2 separate regions of the Homo sapiens genome follow, and region 1 is linked to region 2. A link is an interaction called in ENCODE POLR2A ChIA-PET data of the cell type or tissue named here. Cell type or tissue: MCF 10A. All regions are shown on one strand. Links, peaks and the distances in the headings refer to the core of each region. The heading gives the core; the rest is flanking DNA. Region 1 has its middle 20 kb from the start of KLHL31. Region 2 holds the start of LINC01564 (long intergenic non-protein coding RNA 1564).

Region 1 (12,122 bases), core at 2,680-10,679, 63 kb after region 2:
AGTGCTGACCTTGAAACCCCCAACATGTAAAGCCCACCAAAAAGGACAAGGGCCTAACGAGGAATTCAGCAGGAGAGAAGAGGTGGTCTGGCCACTGGGTTGAGCTTGCACCACGGGGAAGCCGGTTCTGGAGCAGCCCAGGAATGAGGGGTAAAGCCCATCAGAACACAGTCGTGGCGCTCTGCTTCGGGATACGTGGCTGAGCTTGTGGAAGGGGAACCATCTCATAGCTCAAGCAAGGGTGTCAGTGAGCAGTGGTTGAACGCAGGATGTGTTCGACTGCAGTATCATATGGCTGCCACCACAGCAGTGATTGTCATGGAGACTGGAATTTTTGGTTTTCTCTACTGGGTTGTGAAAGTGATGCTTTTTTGAGTGAGAAAATCCTTTTGATTTGGCAAATTTGGAGGTCTGGATGAGGAGAGGGCTAAAGAGGGAGAAAATGGATTGTGGCAGAGGTTGCTAGTTGCTTCTCTTTAACATCTGTTTTCCTTCTTTTCCTTAGTATTAGCATTCTCCAGTTTTCAGCCGGGCACACAGCCACCTCCAGGTGACTGTATCACTAAATGCCTTTTAAAGGGCAGAAGAAAACTAATTTTTAAAAAGTTCAACAGCATCAATAATTTCACCTATTTATATTTTAAATCAGCAATCAGTGTGAAAACTCTAAAAAGGTCTAAAGGCATTACCTTGGTAGTTCCCAAAACTAGAGCAGCAGAGCAAGAGCCAAAACCTCCTCCGGTACGAAATTTGCAAAAATAATAGTTGACAGGTAAAATGTCACCCTTTTTAAAATTCTCTGAACAAAGAAGGCTATCATTTGTCTTACATCTAATCAAAAACATTTTGTAAAATTATGATACAGAGTCTCCTCTGTAGGGAGGGTACAGGTAGGCTTGTAGAATTAGAGAGACATGGATTCCAATGAGCAAATGAGATTACTTGACAAGAGAACAGACAGAATTAATAAGACTGGCTCTTGCCGCATCCTTGGTGGTTTAGGGACATGGTTCTGATAGAGTTCAAAGCTCTTGCATGAGGCAAATTGGTAAATATTCGGCCTGACACTTCTTGCACAATCATCTTAAATTATAAAGCAGTAAAAAAAAGCTAAGACTATTCCATTCTTGTGACTTTTTGATGTTTTCCAAATTGAGTTTTAACAGAAATAATAGCAAATGTGAACATTCAAAGTCAATCTCTATACCAATAGCACCCCTCAGCCCAGCTTCCTTCTCTGTCTATTTAGACTTGTTCTGATAGATATTTCAAGGGTGATCTCAATTGTACTCATGGAAAATAGCATTTCTGGGAAAGATTTCTACAAGGCTGAATTCTTCCTGTTGACTAATTCTCCTACATATAGTATTTCCATGTATAGCAGCAACTTCATCCACAGTTGCTCAGATAATTTTAAACGCCACTTAAAGGTTTAACAGGAACACTTTTGGTCCCATCTGTGGGGGTGGGAGGGCTAGGCTCTAAGAACAGAATTAAACTCATATTTTGAAGTGTAGTATGCAAATCAGGTTGCCAAAACAACTGCTTCTGTGACTCTTAGAAGAGATTTAAGATGGAGCCAAGAGTTGAGACAAAGGCTAAAGAGATCAGAGAATGAGAATCGAGGATTCCTAAGGTGAAAGTTTTTGAAGGATTGTGGCATTTTCCCATTCTTTTGGTGAGGGAAGAAGTGTGCTTCCCCTCTTCTTAATCCAAGTGAGAAAGACTTTGGGGGAGTCACATAAGGAACTTGATCTATGTCCTCTGGAATTCAGTGGACTAGTGTCTGAACTCTGAGGATGGCTGTTCAGGTTGTACAATGCACAACTCTAGAAGGTCCCATTCACATAGACAACAATGTTTAGAAATCTGCAAACTATATTTGGAGACTCTGGGTGTCTGACTCTCCTAGAGGTAAGCTATGGTGGTTGGAGCTGCAGTTAGTTAATTGCAAAGAGGAAAACAAGGGCACTAGGAGCAAGTTGGAGTTTCACCAACAATGAGACAAGGATGTGAGAGTTTTTCAGCTTGGCCACGTGGGTCCATGTAAGGAAACCAGCCTGAAGCCTTCTTGAGAAGGTCCTTAGGGGAAAAAAACCTAGAGAGGACCCCTCCAACTGAAAGCCAGAGGGCTGAGTGTTGGCAGTGAAAGTGGCCAGGCATTGGAGTGGCTGTCCTCATCATGGACAGTGCAGTGGGGATTTCCCATGGGGCAAAGAACCCCATGAGAGTCCACCCTGAGCACTCAACCTCAATGAGCAGCAACGCCAGATCACAGAGGTTCCGTCCATGTGCCCTTTGCATAACCCCAGCCCTGGGCCCAGTCCTGGAGGGAATAGAAAGACAGCTTGTGAGGGGAAGCATCGGAAGAGGAAAAGATGCCAACCATGCCCTAAGCCCCCAGCCCCAGACTCCCAAGACCCTCACTCTAGGCTTGTAGGCCAAAGTCAGGTGTCAGCCCAGGGAGGGTAAAAAATTTGGAATTTGGTTATTACACTAAATTGAACATTTTAATTACTAAAATAAGACTTCTGTTAAGACCAAAGGTGAGCTCAGGATATTTAAAACCTTTAAGTGACTGGGAGATCTGCTTGAGACTTCATATAAGAACAGGGAAAGAATCAGCCCATTCAGTAGGTATAAAGGAGGAGGGATTGGGGAGGAGTCGATATTGCTCTCTTTGTAGCCTGTTGAGCTCCAAACCTTCAGTAAGCAGGCCTGAAGCATTTTATTTTAACGTGAGATATATAAATGTACACTTATCCCCAATCTTTTGATGTAGAGCCAAGACCTTTTGTGCAAGCACAGGCAACTGATCTTTCTTAAACTCACCCACAAAACAGCAACTATGAGTTCCAATTTTGGCTTCCTCACATTGGATTGAAAATGTTAAGAAATTTGCAAAACAACCCAAATATAGTTTAAAATGTATACGATTCATTTTCTCTTGTCTTCTACAGTTGTCTCACCCACACCCGTTTTTTGAAATGAAAATGGGTGTGGGTGAGACAACTGTAAAAGGCCTTTTGAAAGCATTTAGTTTAGTGGTTCATAGAAACAACCACTCTTTTTATACTCATATGTCATTGGTTTACATAATATTTAATTAAATTATGTAACTCAGCAACAAGTACTATTGGCATAAACAGCAGAGCACATGCCCAGCTGACCCTTGGTAAAGGCACGCTTGAATTTGTGGGAGCAGAAGCACATGGCTGTACTGGAGAGTAGCCCGCTCATGGTGAGCTTTCCATGTGTCCTGATCATCTGTCTCCAGATCTTACTGAGAGACAGAGCATGCAGGATTATCTAGGGAGCTGGTAAATGGACAACAATCTACTGAGGCGCCATTATTTTAGGTCCAATATTTGAGATGTAAACACCATCATAAAAGCTACCATTGACTGAGTATCTACCATGTGCCAGGCAGGGCACTGGGCACTTTACACACACTTTAAATGAATAAAACCTCATTTAGCTTTCACAGATAATACTTTCCTTCATTTTACAGTTGAGGAAACTGAAATGTACAGAAATTAAATAACTTACTCTAGGTCACGTAGGCAATAAATGAATAATCAGTGCTTCTCAAACTCTAAAGTGCAAACAAATCACCAGGGGGGTATTATTTAAATGAAAACTTTGAAATAGTAGGTCTGGGGTGGGGCCTGAGATTTTGCACTTCTAAGAAGCGCCCAGATACTGTTGCTGCTGCTGGTCTGCAGACCAAATCTTGAAAATCCTGATATCCTAACTTAACTGCTCTGAGATGGAGCCCAGGCATCCCTGTTTTCTAAAAGCTCTCCAGGAATCTTTCGTAAACAGAGTGGAGATAATTGTTCCTCCAGGAAAGGCAGAAAAGTTGTGGAAGTGGATTGACTTAGTGATACTTGGTTTCAAATACCTTAATTTTTAAAAAAATGTGTTTTAAAAATACAGTAGTGCCCAGGCGCGGTGGCTCACGCCTATAATCCCAGCACTTTGGGAAGCTGAGGCAGGCAGATCACCATAGATCGGGAGATAGAGACCATCCTGGCCAACATGGCGAAACCCCATCTCTACTAAAAATACAAAAATTAGCCAGGTGTGGTGGCACGCGCCTGTAATTCTAGCTACTCAGGAGGCTGAGGGAGGAGAATTGCTTAAACCCAGGAGGCAGACGTTGCAGTGAGCTGAGATCACACCATTGCACTCCAGCCTGGGTGACAAGAACGAAACTCCGTATCAAACAAAACAAAACAAACAAACAAAAAATAGTAATGAATTTGAACCAATATACAAGTTTATAAAATAAAAGGTAAAAATCTTCCTCCTTTAACAAGAGTTTTTGAAAATAAAATATAATCAAGCTATTTACTGCACACACTTATGCAACAATTTTCTAACTCCATGATGTATCATACATTTCTTTTGTAGTAAGTATACACTACTATAATCTGCTTCATCTTACTTCATCCTTATTGATAATGCATTGTATTCCATAGCACAATGAAACCATAATTTATCTATTCCTTCATAGGTGGGCATTAAGCTGACTCTAATTTTTTTCAGTTTTACAGATAATGCTTTGTGCATATATCCATGGGCATGTGTATAAGTCATTCTGTAGAATCAACTTCTAGATGTGAAATTGCTGGTTTATTTAAAAAGCTATTCTCAAATACAAGGTTCACTGAATTACACTTGTGCCATCATATATAAAAATGCCTCCTTTCCTCCACCACCTTGAAATACTGGGTATTATCAATCTTTTGTGTATTAAGCAATACAATATATGAAAGGTGGTTCTCAATGATTCTTAATTTGTGTGTCATGAATGCATGAGGATGAAAATCTTTTAATATGTGCATTAGACTTAATATTTCTTCTTTTATGGCTTGTATGTCTATATCCTTTTGCCCTGTTAGTTATTTGGTTGCTTATCTATTTTATATTATTTGTCTCTTATATATGCTGCAAATGTCATCCTCCCAGCCTAATACTCGCTTTTTTTTTTTCTTTTGAGACAGGGTCTTGCTCTGTTGCCCAGGCTGGAGTGCAGTGGTACAATCACAGCACACTGCAGCCTTGACCTCCCAGGCTCAAGCGACCCTTCCACCTCAGCCTCTCAAGTAGCAGCTGGGATGGTGCATACCACCATGCCCAGCTAATTTTTAATCTTTTGTAAACACAGGGTCTCACCATGTTGCCTAGGCTAGCCTCAAACTCCTGGACTCAAGCCATCCTCCCACCTTGGCCCTCCAAAGTGCTGGGATTACAGGTGTGAGCCACTGCTCTGGGCCTACGGTTCACTTTTTAAATTTATTTTACAATATTTTACAGAATTGTTTCATTTCTTTATGTCAAGTCTGTCAATTTTCTTCCATGATTTATTTCTGTTTTACTTCTTATTTAGGAAAGACTTCCTCATCCTCAAATTATAAAATACATATCCCTGTTTTTTCCATCTGTCACTCATTAATTCATGTGATCATTAATCCTTATGCAAAATATATTCTGTATATAAAGTAGAATTATGACTTGAAGTTAGAGGGGTTTTTTTGTGTCTTTTACTCCCAAATACCATCCTCAGCACCATTCGTTGAACAGACCATCATTAATCCTGGATTTGAAATGCCCTCTTTATTAAACGATAGAAGTCTCATCATTAAATTTATTAAACGATAGAAATGTCATATGCACAAGTCTCATCTTCTCCTTTCATCCCTTTTCTTCCATGCCTGCCTCAAGTTGTTTTAATTTCTGTAGTTTTATAGAACTTCTGGAAAGACCAGTCTGTTATTATTTTTTAGTTTTTCTTCCTTTTTTAAAACCAAATTTTTTTTCTACTTTTCTTTAGATGAATTTCAAATGCCCATATCCGGTTCTAAAGCAAAGTTGCATTGGAATTTTTACTGAAATTTTATTCTAATGATCCACTAGTATGGGGAAAATTGACATCTTTATAGTATTGAATGTTCCATGCAGAAACAAGGTATGTCACTTCATTTATTCAGATAAAATATTTTATATAGTCTTCACAAATGTAGATTTGCACATAACAAGAGTTAGGTTTATTCCTGGATTAATATATATAAGGGAATAAATAATCTTTAAATACATTTATCTTTTTTTTTTTTTTTTTTTTTTGAGACAGAGTCTTGCTCTGTTGCCCAGGAGTCCAGTGGCGCGATCTCAGCTCACTGCAAGTTCCACCTCCCAGGTTCAAGCAATTCTCCTGCCTTAGCCTCCTGAGCAGCTGGGATTACAGGCACATGCCACCATGTATGGCTAATTTTTCTATCTTTAGTAGAGACGGGGTTTTGCCATGTTGGCCAGACTAGTCTCAAACTGTCAACCTCAGGTGATCCACCAGCTTCGGCCTGCCAAAGTGCTGGGATTACAGGCATGAGCCACTGCACCCGGCCTATATTTATCTTCATATATATATTTACATATATACACAAATACATATACACATATTTATATATATACATATATTTACATATGTACTATATATGTAAATATATATATCCTTTTCCAAATCATCATTCTAACTGATTATTGCTGATATATGATAGCTACTACTTTAAAAGTATTTTTCTTCCAATTAAGCGGCTTACCAGAGTCTCATAAGATCTAATCATTTTATGAATTATCTTTGGAGCTATAGAGCTTTTATTTGGCAAAATTCATTTATTAAAAATTCTACTTTCAACTATGAAGCTAATAAGCACTCAATAAAGAAAATTAGAAATCTAGAAAAAAATTACCCCAACAACTGATAACGACTAGTATCATTTTGCTTGCATCAGTTTTCATTCTTTTTATATTGCATAATTTCTTTTACATAATTGTAATCACACAGTATAACTAACTGGGTGTACTTTCTAAAAGAATAAATGCCTTCAATATGCAAAGCTCTTTTGCTGGGAGTTTGTTTTATAAGGAGCTGTGTGCTTCTCACTAATGTGCAGAAATGCTAATGTAAGTTCTGCTACTGAGAGTTACTGAGTTCAGTTTGGTCCCTTCTTTTGCTGCAGGCCTGGCTTGGTGACATTTCTACCACCCAATTATAGTTCAGCGTAACAATCTCTCTCTCTTTGCACCACACATAGCTGCTGACCTCACTGCACACTCAGCCGTTCCATTTTAGGCTTCAGCCAGAATCACTCTTACAGCACAGGTGAGGTGGAGATTGCTAGGGGTTTACAATTCCATTTAGAACGCTGAATAGATCTCGATCCACATAATTGAGATTTCTTAAGATAATTTTCTAAGAACATTTCTCATGTGACTTGTTTACACAAGTGTGTACACAGTTTGGGTTTGGATGGGTTGATTTGCTTTTTCTTCTGGATTAAAATTTTATATCCTCACTTGTTCATTTTGTTACCTATATGAAATACTCTTTCTTTCCATAACTTTCTACTTATTCACCTTAACAGAGGATTTCTCTGCCTTCTTATATAAAATAGAAACCCCAGCTCTAATTCCCCTGGCCAGACCCACCTCAGGCTTATTCAGGGCTGGACAAAGGTAAAAATGGAGGCCCATATATCCTATGTCTAAGGTCCAGTAGGGCTTCATGAATGCACATGTTAACACCTCAGTCAGTCCGTCCTAGCGCCCTCAACATGCCTCTTCCAAAAGCTGCCTTTGACTTCCCACGGGGCCTACAGGCACACAGACCTGTGGTGAGCTTCATTTTGAAAGGATGAGGCCAATCAGGCCCTCTCTTAGTGCAGGTAATTCCATGATCCTGGGCAACTTGGAGCATAATTGTCAGGCAGTGCTGTGGGCTACATGTGGGCATGTGTCCTTCGCTCTCAGAATTCCAGCTCCGTGAGGGGGGTCATGGCTGGAGGAGGCATGTGCGGGGCCCAGGGCTCCTTTTGCCTGTATCTAAGGGTCTTGCCCATTGGCACACCCTATTTCCCTTGCTTGACCAGGTAGTTTTCCATTGTAATTATCACCATTTATTTATTTATTTATTTATTTATTTATTTATTTATTTATTATTTGTCTCTTACTAAAGCAAGCTCCACAAGGGAAAGAACTTAATTTTGTTCACAACTTTACTCGTAGCACTTAGAAGTGCTTTGATCAGGAAATAATAAATACTTTTCAAGTAAGTGAATGAATGGATTCTGAACTATTGTGAATAACATATATAGCATTAGTAGAGGGGATAACACAGAAATTATGTGTCTGAAAATTTACTCCTCTTTGTGAGATAGCAACAGACAATATAATTAAATATGTCAACAGACAGAACTGTGCATTATATTCCCTATTTCTTCACATCTGTCGTTCCCTAGTTAAATGCTCTAATTTCTATATAACATTAACTGGTGAAGTTGTGAGAATTAAACAAGATAGCATGATGGGTCTAACCTGATTTTTTTCTTTTTTCTTTTTTCGAGACGGAGTCTCTCTTTGCCGCCCAGGCTGGAGTGCAGTGGCGCAATCGCGGCTCACTGTAGCCTCCGCCTCCTGGATTCAATCGATTCTCCTGCCTCAGCCTCCCAGTGATTTTTTTCTTATTGTCCCAGTTCATTTGCCAAAAGTCCAAGCTTTCCCATTTGTTAGAAATGCTTCTTTACTAAAATAAATTAAATTGAATTTACTTAAATTGATTCTTGTTCTATTAATTTATTTTTTTACTACTGAGCCAAATACCACACTTTTTTTTTTTTTTCTTTTGGGACAGTCTCCCTCTGTTGCCCAGGCTGGAGTGCAATGGCCCGATCTCAGTTCACTTCAACCTCTGCCTCCCGGGTTCAAGCAATTCTCCTGCCTCAGCCCCCTGAGTAGCTGGGATTACAGGCGCCCACCACCACACCTGGCTAATTTTTTGTATTTCTTTTGTAGAGACGTGGTTTCACCATGTTGGCCTAGCTGGTCTCGAACTTCTGACTTCAGGTGATCCACCCATCTAGGCCTCTAAAGTGCTGAGATTACAGGCGTGAGCCACTGTGCCGGCCTACCACACTATATTAATTATAACAGCTTTAGAGTATGTTATGATATCTGGAGGACAATTGACACCTCACTGTTTTTTCTCTGTCAAAGTTTATTTGTCTAGTCTTGTGAATTTTATCTTCCATGTTAACTTTACAATCATCTTAAAAAATTCTCTAAAGTAACCTGCTTATAATTCTGATTGGCATTATATTTACTTCACTGATTGATTTGTGACATGTTGACATTTTGAATATTGAAGCAGCCAGTCTTTTTATTAGGTCTTCCTTTTGTTCTTCAACAAAGTTTCATAATTAAAATAATACAATGTGCATTTGCTATTGGTGTGGTTTTGTGACTTTTAATTTTTTACTACAGAATCTTTCTTCCACTACTTTATCTAGTTGATTATTGCTGGTGTAGCAAATATTTCTAGCCTCCTCCCAACAACTATTCTCTTCTTCCATTCCACCCTTTCTTTTCCTTTCCAACTATAAGATTACCTTTTCCAAACTCTCTTAACCATGTGACTAAATGAGTTGTTCTGGGAAATTTACAGTGAGACTTCTAGGAAGTCTCCTTTAATGGGAAAAAATTCATGCTTCATTGTGAAGTCCTTATTAGTGGTAGATGAGTAATTATTTTTGTTTTCTCCTATGGTTATTGTTCTAGTTACTATTCTGTCTTTTTGAGTTAATCTTAATAATTTATGTTTTTCTAGATAATTGATAAAAATATATAGATTTATAAACTTATTGGTATTAAGTTGACTATAGTATGTTCTTGTAATTGTCTACTTCTCCACTGTCCTTGTAGTTATAGACTCCATTCTTCTTTTGGTCTCCCTTGCATTACTCATAAAGTCTAAATAATCAAAATTATTAGTCCATACAGCAGATTGACTGTCACACTAAGATCATAGAACCTAAGTTCTGAATTAATATGTATTAAAAAGGGCCAAATCAAGAAATATCAGTTACTGAGAAACTTTGGTAGGCACACACAATAGTTCAACCCAAGCTTTCTCCTAACTCTCTCATGCTACTGACTAAGTCCTGCTCTATTATACAAGCATTAATGATTATTTTTTAGTCTACACAGAGGATATATGGGAAAAAAATGTTGATTTTTTTTTTAAAAGACAAAAGTGTGCCTTACTTGCAGAACAGGCATTATGTAAGGTAAACATCATATTGGTCCATATCACAAAATCAATTTGAAAAGTTAAAATTATAATATTTTGTGTGAATTATTTTCAGATCTGTATTTGTACAAATATACAGAATCTGTTTCTTCAAATATGTGTAGAAATATATGCTATAAATATCTTCCATACACATACGCACGAGCATGAGTTTTACATACTGAGTATGGCTTGCGTTCCTGACTCCAACTCACAATTTATGTGATATCCAAACTGTTTTAATTTATCCATAGAAATAATGCAATGAATGTGACAAGCCTATGATGAATGAGATGTCAACATGATGGCGGTGACATGATACAAAAAACTCCAACATGTACATCGAATTGTACGTATACGGTTGAGAGATGATCCAATTTACAGAACAGATATTTTTCAGTGGGACTTGTTTGGTCTTTTCATTGACACCAAACATTAAAATAGCAGTAGCACGAAGCCACTGTCATCTAAAAGTTTGAACCTGAAAAGCTTACCTTCAAAGTGCACATTTAACCCCAGAATGTTCTTAACAAGGTCATAAGAGAAAATCTTAGGTGTTTCATGTGTTCAAACACAATAAAAAGCTTCAAGAAGAATTTTATCCTGGTAAAGGAGATTTCAGTTTCTTGGTCACAAGGAAAAATTCTTTGGCACTAAATAGCACTTGCTCATTACCATATATAAAACCGTTAGGGGTGAGTATGGAGATGCCCTTATCTATAAATTGTTTAGTATCACTTTCTTTAGTATTTAAATTATTTAACCATCTAATTGAAATATCAATAAATACTTTCTTCGTCCTAGTCACTTTTTACCCTCCTACTTTGTAAACATCCTAGAAGCCCCATATTCTAATATTTATATGTTTTGAGTTTACTGAGGACTACCTGCATTGCAATAAAATTAACACCTATGATGTACTTTCCAATGCTTACTCTATTTCACCCCTTGCCACCTCTTGCCAGTGGGTGGCTGTCTCTTGGGAGAACTATCAGAAAGACAGTCAGTCCTAGTAAACTTCCACGTTCCCCACCATTCAAGGGATACTTATGTATCCTGCCACGCCAAATGGTGGATGTGTAGGGTGTTCCTCTGCTGCTCCCTCTCAGCCCTGCCATCTCTCTCAATTCTCCTTTCCCTGAGTCAGCTTGGATAGATCTATTGAAACAGAGAAAAGAGAATCAAAACTCCCTTTCTGCCCAGAGTTTGGGGAGAGGAGACTACCTTCCCCTGTGCTACCTGATTGTCTTCGTATAATGATTGGGATTGGGGTGGGTGGGTTGGGGCACAAAAACTGGTTCTTCAATTGGTGTTACTCTATCAGATCTGTGGCTGGCTTCAGCTGCTAGATGTAGGGTGTAGTAGTGCCTTTTTTCCACCTCTTTGAGCCTTAGCAAAATTCTCTACAACAGGAGAAAGCATTTGCCTAATATCCTATTACTCTGGTACAATACCTATCACTTTGTGAGTTGGGATGGTGAAATCTGGGGTGTGAGGAAGTGTTTGTGAGTCTTTCAGGCATGAGAAGTAGATGATTTTACAATGTAGCTGCACTCACACAAGGGACTAACACCAGGAGTAAACTTGGGATGTGAGCCTGGGCCTTGCTCAAGTGGAAATGAGCTGATATGTCTGCAAATGGCAGCTAAAATGTTCAGTTAAGATGAGGCTTTTGCCATTTGGAAGTGGGCCAACCTCAATAAATGGCTGTGCACCTGTTTATCAGAAGAATCTTAAAATGATAATACCAAGAGAGCAGAAATATTTACACAGTTGAATAAGTCAGGGTGAGGTTTTTGTTGTTGTTGTTGTTGTTTTGTTTTGTTTTGTTTTTTTCCTTCAAGTCAGTTAAATAGGCTTTTACTTTTTGTTTCAATTGTAAAGGGTCTCAATTCTTAGTGTAACTACATAGGACTTGACGTGTAATAAGTGGTGAGCTGAGCTTTAGATTTGCATACCTAAAAACACTGCATAGAGCATGCTCAGACCTGTACTT
Region 2 (12,122 bases), core at 1,640-9,639:
TATTAAATTCATCTCTGTACCCCTAGTGTTTAGCAGTGTTTTATTGAGTTAGTAAATAAATCCATCTCTATTCTTTATCAAAACTCTGAGCTGTGATGAAAAAGTCACTGTCTCCACCTGTGCTTTGGATCTGTCAGTAGGGCCTTTGCTTCTACAGTAACATCATCCTACACAGAGTAAACACCTACTGAGTGCTGATTATGCCTGCTGTGGTTACTACAATCTCTTAAGTTTGCCTTTAAGCTTTGTATGTAAAATTTTTAATTGCTTTGCTATTTTAATCTGATCACATTCCCCTGGTTCCTCCCTTTTAACTTTAAGCATATGCAATGTGCCCGTTTGCACAACAGTCTGAAGTTTTATTTCTATGATTCCTCCTTTTCTGCACAAATGTTCATGTTTCTCATACTTCCTATTACTTCTGAACATTTTCCTAATGACAGAAGTCATAGAAGCACTCCTTAAAAGTTGATTTTTTGTTTGTTTGTTTGTTTGTTTGTTTTGAGACATTCTGCCACCCAGGTTGGAGTGCAGTGGCATGATCATGGCTCACTGCAGCCTCGACCTCCTGGGCTCAGGTGATCCTCCCACCGAAGCCTCCTGAGTAGCCGGGACTACAGGCACCTGCCACCACACCCAGCTATTTTTTGTATTTTTTGTAGAGATGAGGTTTCACTATGTTGCCAAGGCTGGTCTAGAGCTTCTGGGCTCAAGCAATCTGCCCACCTCAGCCTCCCAAAATGTTAGAATTATAAGCAAGAGCCACTGTACCCAGCCGAGAGCTGATTTTATATTAATATCTACAGCTCTGGTTAGACACAGTCTCAGGGAATTTGTGGCCAGTCTGTAGTGTTGTCTCCTTACTTAAAAAATACTCCTTCCTTGACCTCACTTCAGTGTCTAATTATAATTTCATTTTCTACATCTATCCATGAAAAAAATGTATAGAGTGGGGGGAAATCTACCTTTCCACCTCCATTTCCTCATCATCCACTTCCACCTGAACTTGCTGCCACCTGACTTCAGCTTCACCACCTGTGAACACATCACTTTCTCTAAAGCCTCCCACGCTTTCCTTCTGACCTTGAGCCAGTGGGCTGTTTTCATACTTCTCTTTCATAGTTACTTAGTTGCGTTAACATTGTCAAAAAGTAAAACAAAACTCCCAAGCCTAAAGCCTCCCCTGCTTTGAGACAGTCTCCCCATCCTGACACCTGTGACCCTGAGTTCATCTGCATTATTCCAACCCATCTGGTGAATGAGTTAATGCTGATTTTTGATCATCCAACATGGTGTCAGCCTCCTTCAGCCTTCCAAGGTGAGCCTATGAATTTCCTCCCTTCTAAGTCCACATACGTTTGTTTCCTCCCACTCTGCATCTTTACCCCATTCATGGCACTCTTAACTCCACATAGCCCCTTAGTTTTCTAAACCCATTTAAAACCTTACACCATCAAGGAGAAGCATAGCTTCTTAAACTTTCCCTACTGTAATGGCTTCTCAGGGTTTGTGTGAACAGTGGGGGTTTTTAATTTTTTGGTATAATACTAATTTATCAACACATGTATACTTCTTGGTGAATATGCTTAAGGTTATTTTTTTCATGAGTGTATATTGCTCCCCGAGATCCTTTCTTGCATTTGGGTTTTTTCCAAAATGCTTAATATGGTCCTCCATATGCAGAGGACACTAGCTAAATATTGGTTAAAGTGGGTAACAATTAAAAATGTAATACTCCTGCCAGCTGAGTAAATACTTAACTTGCTTAATATGACCGTGACAATTTGTCCAGACACTGCCATTTCCTGCTTTCAGGGCACTGTTGTCTGTTGCTAACTTATTGCTCCTCTGGGTCTCCTTTTCCTACCTGGTTCAGATGTAGAATGTGGGGCTTACAAAGTTAGAGGAGGACATTTTCTTATGGGTTTTGTTACCTATACCAGTAAGTTAGAAGGAAAAACTCACTAAGGAAAAACCAAACCTAACCATTTTTTACACAGCCAACACAGAGCATTTCACCTCTAGTCTCCAAAATATATAGGGATTTCTCCCCACCAGCAACCAATAAATTCCCTAGCAGATATCAGCTATGTGTACTATAATTTAATTCAATTCTGACACTATCTATCTGGAGATAGCATCAGATCCCACAGAATAAGGGTTCTACCCCACAGGACTGCCCCCACTTCAGAGGCCGATCACGAGTTACAGGTTGTCACCTCTGCTTCTGCTGATCAGCTATAAGTCAAGATTCCCACTACTGTCTCCTTGGGTTCAATTAATTTGCTAGGATGACTTACACAACTCAGAGGAACACCTATTTTTGTTTACTGGTTTATTATAAAGGATACTAAAAAAGATACAGATGAACAGCCAGGAGGAAGAGATGCATAGGCAAGGCATGTGGGAAGGGGCATGGAGCTTCCATGCCCTCTCTGCATGTGCCACCCTCCAGGACTTTCCACACGTTCAGCTATCCAGAAGCTCCTGAACCTGGTCATTTTGAGTTTTTATGAAGGCTTCATCATGTAGGCATGATTGATTAAGTCATGAGCCATTGGTCAGCCCCTGTTTCTTCCCTGGAGGTGAAGGTTGATTGGTGGGACTTTAAGTCCCAACCGTCTAATCATGCCTTGGTCTTTCTGGTGACCAGCCCCCATACGGAAGCTACTTAGGGGTCCCTAGGCATCAGTAATCTCCACAGCATATCAAAGACACTCATCACTTTGGAGATTCCCAAGGGTTTTAGAAGCTGTATGTCAAGAAACAGGAGCAAGCCCAAATACATATTTCATAATATCATAACCATGTGACAACTTATCATAAAGACCAGGTACTCACTTACCAGACTGAATGCCTGTAAGAGTTGATGAAGTTTACTTGAGCGGAGAAGGAACTGATGGAAGCCTCTCGTGCCAGACAGGTTGAAGTTCAGGTTTGCCATACTCTAGTAGTATGATTTTGGCAAAGTTACTTAACTTCTCTGTGCCTCAGTTTCTTGTGCCAATGAAAGGAGATTGAGAAAGTGAATGGGGCAAAATACTAACATTTGATGAATCTGGGTAAAGGGTATACAGGCTTCTATCTACTATTTTTGTAACTTTTCTATAAATTTGAAATTATTTCAAAATAAAAAGTAAAAAAAATACTCTTGTGACTTGGAGACTCAATTTTTCCATTTGCAAGATAGTTGAGTTTTCACATATAGTCTTAAAGAATGATGCTAACATTTTCCGAGTGGCAAACTGGGACATTTTGTCTGAGGAATCTCTTTAAATTTTTTAAAGATAAAAGTCTTTCAAAGATTATAAGTTAAAGCACATTAATAAACAGACTTTTTAAAGAAGACTAAAATATATGACAAGAAATAAAAATGTAATAAACTACCTTTATTGGTTAATAAAAGACTTGAATTTTAAAGTCAGCAGTATATTGATCCACTAGTATTGTTTGAAGAACTCAGTTTGCTCAATAACGAATTTTTTTCCCCAAATTTCATTGCAAATCTTCATTGAAATTGAATTATCATTGTTGACACCTCCAATTCATCCAAAGTTCTTAACCTAACAATATTGCTTCTCAATGTGCCCAGAAGTGAAAAGACAAAATCATGTGTTTTTATTAGGTATGAAATATTCACATTCACAGAATAAAAATCTGTAAGTAAATTTTATCATCTCTAATACAAGGAGATTTTATCATCTCCTTTTGTGTGTTACACTCAGCTAGTAAGTTCTCTTTAAAATACAGTTTTGTGATACAAAGTTAATTTTAAAACCATATTACCAAATAGCAGAGAATGTCAAAAACATGATAAGTTGGCTTTCAGTTTAAAATGGAAATGTACTCCATTGCAACTTTTCCTAATTTTATACAGAGTCATGAAGACACTGAAAAGTGATGAATCCACATAACCATGACACTGGAAATGAAGTTTGAGTGGCAGTCAGAATCTGGGAGGAAGCATTGCTAAGTGAAAATCTTATGGAGCTTGACTAAAAATCCCTGTCAGGAACCGTCAAAAGCTGTGTCCCTGACATGAAAAATCTTGCTGGAAGTTGAGAGAGGTTTATGCCTACTCCGTGATCCGGGAACACAAGACCTTTACCAACCAAAAAAGTGGATAGCTGTTCTTCTGCTGTGAAGGTTAATAAAGGTAAACATTATAATGGCCAGGGCTGGGGTTGAGGCAGAAAGAAGGAAGAAGGAAAGAAAGAAAGAGACAAAGGTAATAATATTAGTAAAGGTAAATAATGTTAGTGTCTCTCAAAACAAAAATAATTTGACAGAAAAAAGAATCATTTTATATTGATAAAAGATGTAATCCATAAAATAGATGTAAAATTCATGAGCTTCTATAGTATTACAATCTTTAAATGGAAAATTGACAGAAATATAATTGTTATAAAAGACATTAAAATATTTTTCTCAAGATTTGGGAAAGACTAAAAAGTAAAACAAGATTGAATGAGTAGGCAGATCTTGAATTTTGTATTTTAAAAGTGGAGAATATACCTTTTCATGCAACCATGGATCATTTGCAGTAGCTGATCATACCACTGGGACACAGAGAAAATTTTACTATGTAATAAAAATGAGAACATGTAGAAGCCACATTCATATGATCAAAACTAACATACACTAAGAAAAGTTTAAACAAAGTCTTCAATCCATGAGTTATCTAACAATTTCTAAAATGAAGTCAGAGTATTTGTTTTTGAAACTTTAAAGTTTATATGTAATCTATAAGACAATATTCATAACAACACTTTATAACAACAAAATGGTGGAAATAACCCAAATGTTTGTTGGTAGAACATACCTATCAATGGAGAACTGTGCAACTATAAATGAGGAGTCTCCAAATATGTTTCTATTTTTATATACTCTGCAGAATGCATTGTTATATGAAAAAAGCAAAAATGGAGGTAAATATACAATGTGCTACCATTTATCCAAAACAGGTAACAAGAATATGAATATACATATATTAAAAATCACAACAGTCCAGGAGTGGTGGCTTATGCCTGAAATCCCAGCACTTTGGGAGATGGAGGTGGAGGATCATTTAAGCCCAGGAGTTTGAGACTAGGCTAAGCAACAGAGTGAGACATTGTCTCTACAAAAAAAAAAAAAAAAAAAAAGTTAGCTGGGCATGGTGGCATGCACCTGTGGTCCTAGCTATTTGGGAGGCTGAGGTGGGAGAATCACTTGAGCCCAGGAGGTCATGGCTGCAGTGAGCTGGGATCATGCCACTACACTCCAGCCTGGGTGACAGAGCAAGACCCTGTCTCAAAACAACAAAAACAACAAAACAAGGGTATAACAAAACAAACAAAACTGAACAAAAATTAAAAATTGTTTACCTATATGGGAACGGAGTAGAGAAAACATGGATTAAAAACAAAACTTCCTGATTATACCTTGTTTTGTAAGTTTGACTTTGGAATGGTGCAAAGATTTTACATAATTATCAAATCAAATTAACAAAAAATTTCTAAAAACTGAAAGGAAAATAAAAATTACTGTATTGAACTAGTTGCTTAACTACACAGAGAGGAACTATATTAAGTAACTTTAAAAAAACAACAGAGATTTAACATACAAACCTAGTGGGATATACCCTAAGAATAAAAAAAAATGCAAATACACTTTATGCCACTTTCAATTATCATGCTGTTTATAATAATACTGGCACTGCTATTCTGAAACTATGGTATATATTACAGGATATGGCAAATAAGTACTTATATTGTTAAGAACTAAGTTGTAAGTATGAGAAAAAAATATAAAAGCGAAGAAGCGCAAACCCTATAATCCTAAACTTGAATTGAAAACATCAGTATGAGCTCATGATATGTTTTCTCTTAACAAAACAAAATAACAACTTATTTCCTAACTCTGCCTGCTAAAAAGGCCTAGAAACAGTGACCAGCTCAGCAGCAATGAGTTCCCATAACACCCAGACTGTAGTTTCTAATACAATTTTTCACTAAAAGGAATCCATATTCTTGGAAAGTCAGCTAATTTGAAGACTGGGGAGCAAAAAATTCAAGAAGGCCTTTATCTTGGTTCTTTTGTGCTGTTATAACAAAGTACCTGAGACTGGGCAATTTATAAAAATCACAACTTTATTTCTCACAATTCTGGAGGCTAAAAGTTCAAGAATAAGGCACCAGCAAGTTCAGTGTCTAGAAAGGACCCAGCGTTTGCTTCGAAGATGGCGCCTTTCTGCTGCATTCTCTGAAGAGGATGGATGCTGTGTCCTCACATTGCAGAAGTCAGAAGGGGAAAAAGGGCCTAAGCTAGTTCCCTGTAGCCTTTTTGCAAGGTACTAATCCATGTCTCGTGGCTGAATCACTTCCCCAAAAGTCTTAACTCCCAACATCACCACAATAGAGATTAAATTTCAACACATGAATTTTGTGAGAACACATTGAAACCACAGCAGTCTTGGAACACATTGTCACACCACAAAGCAAGAACATTTCATTGACCACTAAAGTCGTGTCAGAAAGGACTCAGAATCCAATTTGAATATCTGGCCAAACTTCAGTGGCCAAAAAAGAGACAATTTGAATCAGGGATTGAGACATGGCAGCTTTGTTTAAATCCATGCATTCATAAAAGAACTCTTGGTCACCTATAGAGGGTTCTGGGAAATGAGCTCATTATTTTGAGAACTGGTAAATACAAGGAAAGGATCAAATGTGAATCCTACCTTTCCTGTACTAACTGTACCACAGAGTAACCAAATAGTTGACAAAGGAAGTTTCTCTATTATGAAGTATTCTTGCTAATACATGATTAAGGAATGAGAATTCGAGTATTTGCACATTCGAATGAAATAGTGGATTTAGGCTAAATGTCTAACATCACACTAAGAGAAACAACTGGGCGCCTGCTAACAAAAGTCCTGTCACTATCACCAATGGTGTCTTCTTGCAAAAAATTCCAATTATAAGTGATCAAATTACCTATTAGGGAGTGAGGGCACAGGTAATGCAGAAGACAGCAAACATATGAACAATAGACACCACATGGATGCAATTAGCAAAATCCACAATTCTGGAAATTCTGCAGGGCAAACTGACCTAGTTTCTTCACCATATACATGGCAAGGAGGGACTAGGGGGAGGAAGTGGCAGATGCTCTTGGTGCCCACCCATATCCTCTGTGCCCTTCACTGTGCTCAGCCTTGCTCCCAACTGTCAGTAGCTGCCTTTTGGTGCCTAAGAGCTTTTTTTTTTTTTTCTCCTGAACTGCAGAACGCCAGAAGTGCCAAGCAATTAACAACCCCAGAAGCAACCCTTAACCAATGATTAAATAAAGTGGATGATTACATACCCAAGCTCCTTCAACTCCCAGGGACATAATTCTGAGGTGGGTGTATGTTTATCCCTTTTTCAAGAACTTCCCCGAAGGATTAAGCTTCAGTCACCCACTGGTAAATTGCTTAACAGCTCAACCTCTATGGGTTTGGGTTGCTTTTTCTTGTATCACATGCTGTCTCCTTTATGGTGTACACTGCACTTTCCAAATTGACTACCTATACTTGAATCCTGTCTTAGATGTATTTCTGGAGGAACTCAAACTAAGGCAGATGGGGAACTATAGATTAAATGAAACTTAAGAGATGTCAACCAACTGCAAAGTGTGGAGCTGAGCAAAAAACAAAACAAAACAAAACAAACAAAAAAACTGTTCAAAAAGTTTATGAGACAATCAGGGATATTTAAATACTGACTGAATATTTTATAACATTTAGAAATTATTGGGGTTTTTAGGTGGCATAATACTGATAGGCTTATCTCTAAACCCATGATCAAATATTGGATATTTATAGATGAAATGTTAGGATGTCTGGGATTTGCTTTCAAATTAATATGGAGTGGAGTTGTGATTGGTGATGAGTTGACAATTATTAAAACTGGGCACTAGTATGTGAGACTTTATGATACCATTCTGTCCACTTTTGTAGATGTTGGAAATTTTCCCTAATTAGATACAAAAATGAAAAAAGCTGAAAGCTCTATGGGGATTGTTAATAACTATGTTCTTAGTGCTTAACAGTGTTCAGTACATAGTCAACAAAGAAGCACTCAAAACACTATTCATTGAACAACTGTTTTGTCTTATGTTGGGGATACCAAGGCAAATATTGTTGACATTGACATTTTTAGCTGACATACTGGAAATCTTACCAAGAGTTTTATACAGACTAGAGGAAAAAAATCATTTTATCAATTAGTACAATGTCGGGTTCAAAAAATGTTATACTAGGTCTACTTCTAACTAAAGTATTTTTCAGCTTGTGATTCATCACCGTCTGTGTCTTGAAGGTATATTTGAGTTAACATATATTTTATTAGAATGTGCTGTTTTTTGCCAAAATGCTGGAATTTCTGGGATACTTTGATGATTCAGTTGGACAGAATATGACACTGAATATTTGAAAGCAGGACTTGGTTAGAAAATCTAAGATTGTGAGTGCCGAATTTACCTAGTAGATATATGTTTCTGAAATTTACAAGGTAACTGCTTTTGTTGGGACCAAAACCACACAGCCAATAAAACTAAAACTGTACTGGGAAAATCATTTAAATAAAAGAATAGTATATTAAGTTGGAGGGTAGGGTATATTTGAAGTCTTAGAGGCATGTAAACAGGAACTTGCAAGAAATTCCAGCAGAAATTTTCCACTTTAAAAAATATAGATAAAGCTGGGCACAGTAGGGCATGTCTGTAGTCCCAGCTACTTGGGAGGCTATGGCAGGAGGATCACTTGAGGCCAGGAGTTCAAGGCTGTAATACGCCTAGATTGTACCTGTGAATAGCCACTGCACTCCAGCCTGGGCAACATAGCAAGATTCCATCTCTAAAAAAATATAAATTTGATATAGATGTATCTATATATCTGTCTCTAAAAAATTCTGTCACTTCCATGAGTTCACATTATTGCTGAGATTTATTTTCTTGCAAGATTTTCTAATAACATGATAGTCCTTGTTTTCAAGCTGTCAGGTAGTAAAACAGTAATTTAATTTGGCAATAACATATGACATTCTAAGAAGACGCATTAGAAGGTTTTTAAGAAGTGTACTGAAATATTTTTGGAATGTCCTTCAAACAGGCAAAGTTTAAACTGGAAAGAGCAAAAAGTTAAATATTATATATTTATAAAAAGTCAAACTATTTTTTCCTTACCTGGTTAAAAAGGTGTTACCAAGGTCGCAAAATAGCTTTGTATATTAAAAATTTTTTTTATTGGATTAATTCCTAGTTGTAGTTTAGCTACTTATTTTTGTTTTTCATTTATCTTTTTCACCTCTATGTAGCTTATGTTATTAAGTTATGTTATTAAGTTTTTAAATAAAACCTAGGAGGCTTCTTAATTCTTTATGAAAAATTCTGTGAGAATAACTAGCTAAATTTTAAAACTACAACCAAATAAGATTGACATAATAATATGCATATACATTGCTCTTCTCACATTAACAATAATAGATTTGTATCTTCTAAGATATCTCTGAGAATAAAATTTCCAGCCATATCATCAGCTAAATTAACTCAAATTTACTATCTGGATTTGGCTGTTTCACTTGTAGGTTAAAAGTTAAAAGGTTTGCTATTTCTTGGAATCAAAGGTTATTTAATGAAAGAAGATTAATTTCAATAAATGATGCATTTAAAGTTTTTTCCAACAAAGAGTGTAAGAGATTTATCACAGGTTCTAAATAACAAATTTAATTTCCCTAACATGTTAAGGAGAATTTTGGTTCCCGCAGAGGACTGAGTGGACTAATCATTTATAATAAGACTGACTTTAAACTTCCTTTTAACTTGACAGTAGTTAATTCTAACTTTATTAAATTAGAATCCCCATTAATTCACCCATTTTTCTTTCACCAATTTTGTTTTACAATTAAGGTTTATCTGCAGAGTTCTGTTTTGACCATTATGCTGAAAGTGCTGAGTTCTGCTGTTTGCCTTCCTTCAGCCTTTCTGGCTGAATGGCTTCCTGAATCTTCTCAGAGGTTTCCCTCTGAGCCCATGATGGGGTTCTAAAAGCACATTCTGTTCATGTACTGGGATAGTGGGATGTGAGGGCAGAGAAGTTCTTCCTGAGCATGAGTCCTTCATCCTCTACCCACTGTTTTATAAACCTGTCTCAAATTCCATGCACTTTTGGACCCAGTTACTTGAACTCTCAGGAGCAGGTACTTTGTCACCTCCAGAGGGAAGGCCAGCATCCTCCTAGCGGGTACTGCTGTGTGCTTGCCCCTGAGCCAGGAGCTTTGCATTTGCTCTCTCATTTGATCCCCTCAACAACCCTAGTAGTGAGGAAATATCTATTTCATACATGAGGAAATTGAGGCCCAGAGAAGGCACTGGCTGCTTAGCTGTGTGCTGTCACCCTGTTGAAACCAACGCCTCCTGCCTACACTGCCACTGCCTGTATAAACTGGTGCCACCCACGGTTATATGGCAGAAAGCAGTGCTTCGAGAAAATGGACCAGCAACCGCCATGTGTTGAACAGGCTATGGGCAGGAGGAAATAAAGCAGTTATAGCACCTGGGGGTGGAAGTCAAGGCAGTAACCAAAATAAAGTGGGAGCACGGAAAAAAGCTGGGGAAATAAAAAGGTTCAAATTTCACATTTCCTCATGAAGTCCAGATCAAGTTGGAGCTTGTTTAATAGCAGAAATTAGGCAGCCAGACCTGTCTGTAGGGCAAAGAAATTTTTGTTGAAAAGCCCAGCAAGTATTTACTCCGCTGTAACAGAGTCTTTTTCTAACTCCAGGATCTTTTCTTTGTGTGCTCTGTAGAATGAAGTGTGCTTGTTTTGGTGGGGATACATTTACACAGTTCTCCATGTTTTGTTTCATCTTTCCTCTCCGTGTTGTTGCTCTCTTTTTCCTTTGCTCTATCCAAAGATATCAGCCAAAGAAGCCAAGAAAAATGTTATCTTTACTTTAGAATTAGGGATTTCAGATATGGGTAGATGGCTCTGTTAGGCAGAAGTGTCAGAGCTGGTTATAGGAAAACCAGGCGGCACATACATGATCCCAGACACCGAAGTAACCTCTGTCTCACTCCTCCACTTCCAGCAAGGTATTGTGCTCTGAGGGGCTGATGAGAGAAGGTAGATTATGGGTCTGCCAAGGCTTTTTACTGGTCTCTGTTTATCTTTTTCTGAGTGCCAATTCAGCATGATCTAGACCAGGATCATTTGTTTGCAGGGATGGAAAACAAACTGAAACTGGCTCAAGTGAATGCTCACTGGAAGGCTTACTGGAAAACTTACTGGAAGGATGTGAGGACATGTTCGGGAATCTATTTGCAGAAAACATATTCAGGTATACTGGGAGCTCTCCCTCTCTCACATTGTCTCCCTCACTGAAACCAGGATTGCTGTCTATTTCCTTGGGGCTGTTGCTGTCATGCTGTCTTACTAACTGTAGTGTTGTGTTAGCTACACGACTGCTCAAGTTTATTTTTTTGAAAAATTGTGTTCCATTTAGCCAGGATGATGCAAGTTGTTTCAAGAAAGGCTATAAAATGCTTGCAATAAAAGTCATGTTCATTCACATTCATTAGGAAAAAATGAAATAAATCTATGCTGCATAACTTTTTTCATGCCAAGTGCGGGAGTGGAGGTTGTCAAATCAAGACTGGATCATCAAGTACATAATGATAGGGTGCCAAAATTCCAAGGAGGTTGGGAGTCACTGTTGTTGAGGGTGGTCAAAGAATTTGTTTCCCCACAAGGCATGTGGCTTTGGGCCAGCACACCTCATAATTCGTTCTCTTCTATTTCCCACATCCGTCTTATAATGTCTCAATTTAACCAGGGGAATATGGAGCGTGAACTCTTTCTATTTACCCTTTTAACATCCAGGTAGATATTTCTGAGATACATGGCAATGTATCAGGGTTGAGTTTGCTGCTCTGGTTCTTATCCTTTTTTTTTGAGACAGGTTCTTGCTCTGTTGCCCAGGCTGGAATGCAGTGGTGCAATCTCAGCTCACTGCAGACTCTGCCTCTGCCTCTTAAGTTTAAGTGATCCTCGTGCCTCAGCCTCCTGAGTAGCTGAGATTACCGGCACCTGCCATTGTGCC

Evidence for each region. Peaks named below come from ENCODE experiments on the same cell type or tissue, not always from the same donor. Only the 100,000 strongest peaks of a DNase experiment are listed, where the experiment ranks them.
Region 1: POLR2A ChIA-PET joins it to region 2 with 5 read pairs; 2 of 35 experiments call an interaction of 5 or more read pairs at or near these places.

The regions. Positions count from the first base shown.
Region 1 is chr6:53,679,653-53,691,774 of GRCh38, forward strand. No RefSeq gene overlaps it. Among named protein-coding and RNA genes, the nearest start is that of KLHL31, 20 kb to the left of the region's middle. In MCF 10A, for the core only: no CTCF peak of the experiment used is centred there; no DNase peak of the experiment used is centred there.
Region 2 is chr6:53,617,332-53,629,453 of GRCh38, forward strand. It overlaps LINC01564 (long intergenic non-protein coding RNA 1564), which reads left to right and starts at 11,049. Exons shown (of 3, transcript NR_125841.1): 1 at 11,049-11,115; 2 at 11,244-11,360. In MCF 10A, for the core only: no CTCF peak of the experiment used is centred there; a DNase peak (open chromatin) is centred at 6,420.